Regions from separate parts of the Homo sapiens genome. Here region 2 is linked to region 1. Evidence: chromatin contacts called from ENCODE Hi-C data. All regions are on one chromosome and are shown on one strand. The core of a region is the stretch at or near the end of the contact, and the rest is flanking DNA. Distances in the headings are between cores, read along the strand shown.

Region 1 (3,765 bases), core at 634-3,133:
AGAATATTATTTGGCATTAAAAGCAAATGAGGCCATGTGCGGTGGCTCATGCCTATAATCCCAGCACTCTGGGAGGCCAAGGCAGGCGGATCACTTGAGGTCAGGAGTTCGAGACCGGCCTAGCCAACATGGTGAAACCCCGTTTCTACTAAAAATACAAAAATTAGCCGGGTGTGGTGGCAGCCGCCTGTAATCCCAGCTACTGGGGAGGCTGAGGCACGAGAAGTGCTTGAACCTGGGAGGCGGAGGTCGCAGTGAGTCGGGACCCCGCCACTGCACTCCAGCCTGGACGACAGAGCGAGACTCAGTCTCAAAAAAAAAAAAAAAAAGGAATTAAGTACTGATACCTGCTACAACACGGATGAACCTTGAAAACACCATGTTAAGTGAAACAAACTAGGCAAAGAAAGATACATATGTTTCTTTTTTAGGTAAATTTAGGCAAAAAATATATTAATAGTTACCTAAGACTGGAGGGAGGGGGAATGGGGAGTGACTGCTAAATGGCTTCTAGAGATTCTCTTTTAGGGTGATGAATTAAATAGTGGTTGATGGCTACAGAATTTAATAAATATAGTTTCAGAAAATTACTTAATTATACGCTTTAGAAAGCGGAATTTTTTGGTATTTGAATCATATTTCAATAAAGCTATTATTTAATTTAAGTTGCCACTGAAAAGCCACAATAATTTTGTTGTGGAGGAAATAATGAAAGTCACTGACTGGAAAAGTAACCTGTGACGTTAGCCAGGTCAACCTCCAAATTCCTTCCCCCATTTCTAACAAGTACATCAAACTAGAGACAGTGTGTGAATCAAAGAATTCCAGGCACAGTTGGCTGTTAACTAGAATAGTAAGTGGCTGCCTAGGTTCTGTCATTCCTAAACTGTAGGGGGCTTCTAGCCTCGGAGATTACGGAAGTAGTACTTTCCATTAGCGAGCTCAAGAAGGAATGTCAAAATAGGATGACACTTTCCTAGTCGCTATGTAAAAACCTAAAAAACCAGAAGAGGTGTCATCTAGACACTCCCAAGTCTATGCAGGTGTCAGCCTGCCCCCACCCAACACCAGCCAGCAGCGTGCACCATTCAACCGTATCTCAACTTGCCCCTTACAAAATGACACACTAACAAGCCCTTAGATCTCATTTGTTTAAAATGACAGATACACAACCTTCACGGGGTTCCCACTCAAGGCCTTCCAGCCTCCGCCCTGCCCCTGCCCACCCCCAAACCTACACACGTGTTAGCCCGACACCGCCCCACCGGGTCCCACGTGCACCTGGTCTAACACACTCCCCACGTGTGGGCGCCCCACGGGCTTCCTCAGGTGGCTGAGGTCACCGCATGACCCCGGGTCTCCAGAGATATGAAACGGGAAGGACAAGGCCCTAGTCCCTGAGGTCCCAACCCTGCGGGGAGTGTCCACACCCATCCTCCATACTAACCCCAACAAATCCAAGGGCCGGGGGCGACGGCCCCTTTAAGACGCGGCCCAGTTGTCGCCCGCAGAGAGGGGCGCAACAAGACCTACACAACCCCCACTCCGTTCGCCCGCCCACGTCTAGTTGCCTCACCTCGGGCCGCCTGGCCCCGCCGCCGCGACGGCGGCGGAGGGGGGGCGGGGTGCGGGCGGGGTCCGGAGGGGGGGGTCGCCCCGCCGACGGTGGAGCCGCGGTTCGCTCTCTGAGGCCGTGGGACGGTGACTGCGTTGGGCGTGGACGCTCCTAGCTCGCTCCCTCCGCGGCTCCTGGGACCCCAAGATGGCGGCGGCGCTGAGGCGGCTGCGGGCGCTGGGCCGGCGGCGGCGGCGGCCACTTTCACTCACTGAGAGGAGCGGAGCAGGGACACGGGGAGCCATGGCGGGGGGGAGGAGAGGCGCCATAGCCAGGCCAGAACAATCGAGCCGCTACACGGGTGGCTTACCCCCACCCCGCCCACACTCACTGCTCGTCGCCTGCCCGTGGCCACCCGTAGTGCCGCTGCCGTCGGCCTCGCGCAGCTCGCACCCCGCCGCTGCCACCTGACGCCCCGTGCGAACCGGGGTTCGAGGGGAGACCCTGATCCATGCCATCTGAGTACAGATTAGTCGGGACTGGGACTGGCGAAGATTGCCGAAAGGCGGCGGGGAGGAGGAGGAGGATGTCATCGCTACAGTGAGCAAGCAGATCTCGCAGGAGAAAATGTCGCGAGAGCTTTCCAGGCCCGCAACCGCCGATGCAAGGTTACTTTTCCCGGAAGTAACGTCAATCGAAACCGCCCGGGATCCTGGGATATTTGTTCCCGCAGGCTAGAGGTGGGAAGGTGCAGCCAAGTTGATAAGATCTCTTTAGGGGAAGGAGAGGCTCGCAGCTGGTATTTTGTTACTAGTTTCTGACCCCTTTGGATGGGGTTGTAGATTGTCGGGGAAGTGCCTGGTGTGTAGTTCGACTACTATACAGTAATTAGTTTGGGGCTCCCATTTAGACTCTGGGAGCAAGAACGCTATAGGTTGGGTAGGACAGCATAGTTAGATAAGATGTCTACGTGAAGGTTGTGGGATACAAGGACTTGGGAACACGCAGACCTGTTATCGGAAATGCCAGCCTGTTCTCACATCCACACAGTGTGCCTCTGAAAAGCGAATAATTGCTTTTACCTGTGCCAATTCTACAATTTGAGTCCACTGCCACCCACATTTACTAAACTTGGGGTCTCGCTATGTTGCCCAGTCTACTGGGCTGGTTCCCAGTCTCCTGGCCTGAAGTGATCCTCCTGCCTGGAAGGATCACCTCAGGCCAAACGTCTCAGAGCAGTCCATTAGACTGGTCAACATAGCGAGACCCCGTCTCTACAAAAAAGACAACATAATAAATGTAATCGACCCAACTACCAGGATGTGTGGTGAGAATTGCCTAGGGTAAGGCCTAGGTGTAGATAAGAATTAGAACTTACTGAAAGTTAAATATGCTGTTAATTCAGTTCCTTTGGGTCTCATTCTTTAATCCATTTTAACCTGGCCCTTAGCATTTAACTAAAAAGTACTTTATTAAGGTCATCAAGTAGCCTTCTTGTGCTGAGTTAACTGACCTTTAAAAAGTTAAATTTGTGTCAGGGTGCAGTGCCACACGCCTGTAATCCCAGCACTTTGGGAGGTCAGGTGGTCGAATCACCTGAGGTCAGGAGCTCGAGACCAGCCTGACCAATATGGTGAAACCCCATCTCTACTAAAAATACAAAAATTAGCCGGGCGTGGTGGCGGGTGCCTGTAGTCCAGCTACTTGGGAGCCTGAGGCAGGAGAATCGCTTGAACCTGGGAGGCGGAGGTTACAGTGAACCGAGATCGCACCATTGCACTCCAGCCTGGGCAGCAAGAGCGAAATTCCGTATCAAAAAGAAAAAAAAAAAAATCCATCTCAAAAAGAAAAAAAAAAAGTTACATTTGCAAGCCAAGCGCGGTAGCTCACGCGTGTAATCCCGGCACTTTGGGAGGCTGAGGCGGGTGGATCACTTGAGGTCGGGATTTTGAGACCAGCCTGGCCAACATGGTGAAACCTCGTCTCTACTGAAAAAAAAAAAAAAAAAAAAAAAAAAAGATTAGCCGGGCGTGGTGGCGGGCACCTGTAATCCCAGCTACTCGGGAGTCTGAGGCAGGAGAATCTCTTGAACCTGGGAGGCAGGGGTTGCAGTGAGCCGAGACTGAGCCACTGTACTCCAACCTGGGACAGAGCGAGACTCTGCCTCAAGAAAAAAAACCAAGAGTTAAATTTGCTTGAATGCATGGCCA
Region 2 (3,765 bases), core at 702-3,201, 2.4 Mb after region 1:
TTATCGGAGGATGGTACTAATATTATACTCATTTCATAGTTTATGAAGTAGGCTCTGAGAGAGGTTAAGTCTCTTGTTTAGCAGCATGATTAGTAAAATGGTGGATCAAGTCTCAAATCCAGGGTTTCATATCTTACTTTGTAGCTCAGCTCAAGCCTCTCTTTCTTCTTTGGCATCTCACCATTTCATTGCAGCAGAGCCTAGGAATACAGCAGGTGGAGAGTTGGTTGTGGTGGGTAGCTGTTCAGAGGGTGAAGGCTGAAGGAAAACTCCACTGTGAGTTGGCACCATGCCCAGGGTGTGGCCCTTGGGGGTGGCAGCTGAGAATATGGGTGGGCTCTGTATTGGTCTGGGAAATGTTATTTTGTTCGTAAACTAAATGTCTACTTAAGTTTCCCTCCTAACACACTCCAGAAAGCCCTAGAAAGCAGGGAGGAGATAGAAGGCTTGAGGTGGGAGGAAATAAGAACGATGAAGTTGCAGAAGAGGGGTATTTCCCTTTTGTGATGCTCAGAACTCAGCCTGGTTTTCCCTGTGTATCTCTGCAGATGGCCGCTTCTACCCAAACGGGGTTGTTGCCATTGTCGCAGATTTGCATCCCCGGATCTAAGCAAGGATTGCTCCCCTTTTGTCCCCTCAACCCCCAAGAGTACTAGTGACTCAGCTCCTCCTCTCCTCTGGCTGCAATTAAGGGGGGATGGGGGATGCTGAGAGCACAGACTATTTTGGCTTCTCTGACCTTCAAAAGTAACTCTTGGCAGCCTGGGGCAAGGGTGGGGCTAGTGTTTGGGTGTGAGTGGGTGGCTGTGATTGTGAGGAAGGCCTTAGGAGCTGGCCAAACTGGGGAGGGTGGATGGGAAGAGGGCAGGGAAGGACTATGTAAGAGCATGAGCATCCTCGGGTTGGAAGGAAGTGCTACCACTCTCCAGATTCTTCCTTTGAGTCCTAGAGCGCTTTACTAAATCTGAGATGGAGGTAGAGACTAAGGGAAACAGGATCAACATTAGAAAGATCCAAATAATATAATATAGAAACAGCAAAGAGACAAGGAGAGAGCAAGAACCCAATCACCCTACAAAGTCATTATAGGGTTTTTTTAATCTAAAGAGTACTTCTGTTACATTTAATAATTGGCCTACAACCTTGCTTGGGCCGGAGGCCCTGGTGATCCTTCTTGGTCCTTGTTAACTCCTTCACTGTAAGGCAGAAAGCTCCCTGTCCCTTCAGGGACTTGTCTCTTCATATCCAATGACTCAAGAATCCCAAGAATCAGTGCCTGTGTGGTTACTGTGTTATGCTGCATTCCCATGAAACTTCATGTAGCTCTCAGGGTCCCTGTGCCCCACCCCAACAGGCTAGGGACCATGTGTCCACTCCGGAATTTCAAACTACCCTCTAACCCTAAAATAAGACTTATTTCTGCCCTCCTTGGTTTCTGTAGTGCTGAGGTTCAGAAGAAGGCAGCACATCTCTGCATCCCCAACCTTTGTCTTAAGCAGTTCCCCACACCTACCCCATGCTTTTGGGCCCCCAGCCTTTGTCTCCTGCTCCTCCAGGGACTGAAGGTCACTCCCTGGATCCATCTGAGGAGAGAGGCAGCAGATGGTTTCTAAGAGAAGGGGGAGAGCCCACGCAGCCCATGCCTCCTATAGCCTCGCTCTGTGCCCTAGCATGGGGCTTTGGTCTTTTGGCTGATGCCAAAAGAATATTTCCTAACTAAGCAGGGTTGGGAGAGAAAGGTCCTATGGGCCATAGGACATTGCAGAGGCTCCTTGAGCTGCTAGACAATCCCTCAGCCCCACAGAGCCAAGCAAAAGCACTGGAGCTCAGACGTCGTGAAGGCAAAGAAACAGTTAAGTCTCCAGTGCCTCGTCACGGACCAGCCCCTCTTCCCCGCCCTGGCGCCGCCCTCCTCATCAAGCACCCCCCTCCCCCCCCCACCGCCCGCCCCACTCCCACCCTAAGTGCTGCAGACTCTTCCCTGAAGCTGCCGGCTGAGGCCGGAGCTGCCGCCTCCATGAGAGGCTTCCTCCTACACCCCAGGGTAAGAACCGAACCAAAGGGCTTGGCATGTGGGGGTACACTGTGATAGGGAGGTGGGATGGGGGTCATGGAAAGGGTGCTGGTACCTAATCTGGCACATCTAGAACTAGCCCAGTGGCAGTAGGCAGGATGGGGAAATGGAGAGAGAAGATGAACGTTACTGGCTGTGGGCCCAGCCTGGACCCAGAACCAGAGGCCACCAGGGGCTGTGACAGTCCACCTCTCCAGCTGGGCGGGGATGGGAGAAATCAGCCTGGGACAGCAGCAGAGGGTGGTGCCACTGGCTCTGCCTGACAGCCCAGGATGCTGGAGGAGTTTGGGGGCTATGTTTCTGGTCAGAGGCAGAAGAATCTGAGAGAAAGGGGGATGTTATGGGAATGTGCCTAATAGGAGGGCCCCTGGGTGTCAGCTGCTGGATTGCTCAGCTGCTCCTATGCTGGGGGTGAGCAGGGCAGTGAGTTTTTGCCAAGTAAGGGAAGGTGGGGGACACTATGGAAAAGAAGGGAGGAAAGGGTCACTAAGACGTGGCACGCGCCTCCTTACAGACCAACCGGTTTGCAGTGGGCTCCCCCACCCTATTCCCTGCGGCTAGCTTTAGAATGGGACTCTAAACCCCCCTTTCTGGCCCTGCCGAGGCCACTCTGGAGACGGAGAACTCCCTCCCCAGCGGCTGCCCTGCATTTCCAGTCGTGTCAACCCCACAGGTTCCCAGTCTCAGCCCTACCCCCACCTCATCTCTGCTTCTCTTCCCAAGATGGGGGCTCTTGAACAGAGGAGCCAGTTTCTTCTCTCTCTCTGCATCCCCCCATCCCCACCCCCCATGCAGAAGCAGCCAAGAAAATGACTTGTCATGCTGGGGTGGGGGGTGGGGGCGGAGCTGGAGCCGGAGCTCAGCGCGCACACTCACACACTGCGGCAAACTGCAGCTGCCCAAACGGTCCCCCTCCCCTTCTGCCTCACTGCGGAGACACCTGCCCTCCTGCCTGCTCAGCCTCTGCACCGCAGCCCACCCCCCCCCGCAACTCCAGCACTGGCTGAGCACTGTGTGTCCCTGCCTCACAAGATGGTCCTCTCTAAAGAAAAAGGAAAAAACGAGTCAGTTCCCTTCAGTGAGAGAGCCAGGGGAGCAGAAGAAACGGCTTTCTCCCAGGCCTGAAAAAGAGAGGCACAGGATATAAACCATGTAATTTCAAGTCAGAACCACTCCCAGGGATAGAGTGAGGAACAGGACCTTATGCCAGGACAGGAACTGGGATCATAGAAGTCTTGTGGTGATAAATGGGGACCGTGAGGAATGGTTGGGGGCAGGGAGGGGTAGATAGAAAGCAAATCAGTGTGTGCTATAGATATTTGTCTTTCTGACCCTCCTACCTCAAATTTATGACCTTATTTGTGTGGAGGGAGCTCTTGTCTTTCTAAATCTGAACGACTTAAGGCTGGCAGCTTCCCGAACCTTGATATCCCTCACCTGCCCCAAGCCCTGCCCTTGCCTACATCTGAGGTGGCTCTTGTCCTCTGAATTTATCTCAAATGTTCCCTCAATTCTCAAGTAAATAGAAGGGAACCCTTGAATTCCCCTTTGGCCCAACCCACGCTGTATGGGGTTTGGTCTTCTGACACCATCGTTCATTTCCCCCACAGCTGCATCTGCAGCCCTGTGCTGCCAGATCTGCCTGATCCTGGCACCATGGCTCTGCCTCTTAACAAAGGCCCTGGCCCCAG

The links. Hi-C counts contacts between places; a loop is a spot of excess contacts on that map. Pooled maps may share reads with other maps.
Region 2: a loop to region 1 is called in a pooled map of heart left ventricle, with 4 times the contacts of the local background. The contact joins the promoter of MAP1A here to the promoter of INO80 in region 1. A Hi-C loop is called at or near these places in 1 of 37 single-sample maps with no recorded cell type and 6 of 50 pooled maps.

Annotation. Positions count from the first base shown.
Region 1 is chr15:41,114,397-41,118,161 of GRCh38, forward strand. It overlaps INO80 (INO80 complex ATPase subunit), which reads right to left and starts at 1,884. Exons shown (of 36, transcript NM_017553.3): 1 at 1,577-1,884. RefSeq lists enhancers at 746-1,526, 1,152-1,201, 1,282-1,331, 1,382-1,461, 1,527-2,306 and 2 more and a silencer at 1,562-1,831.
Region 2 is chr15:43,515,657-43,519,421 of GRCh38, forward strand. MAP1A (microtubule associated protein 1A) reads left to right here and starts at 1,952. Exons shown (of 6, transcript NM_002373.6): 1 at 1,952-2,044. RefSeq lists an enhancer at 2,427-3,070.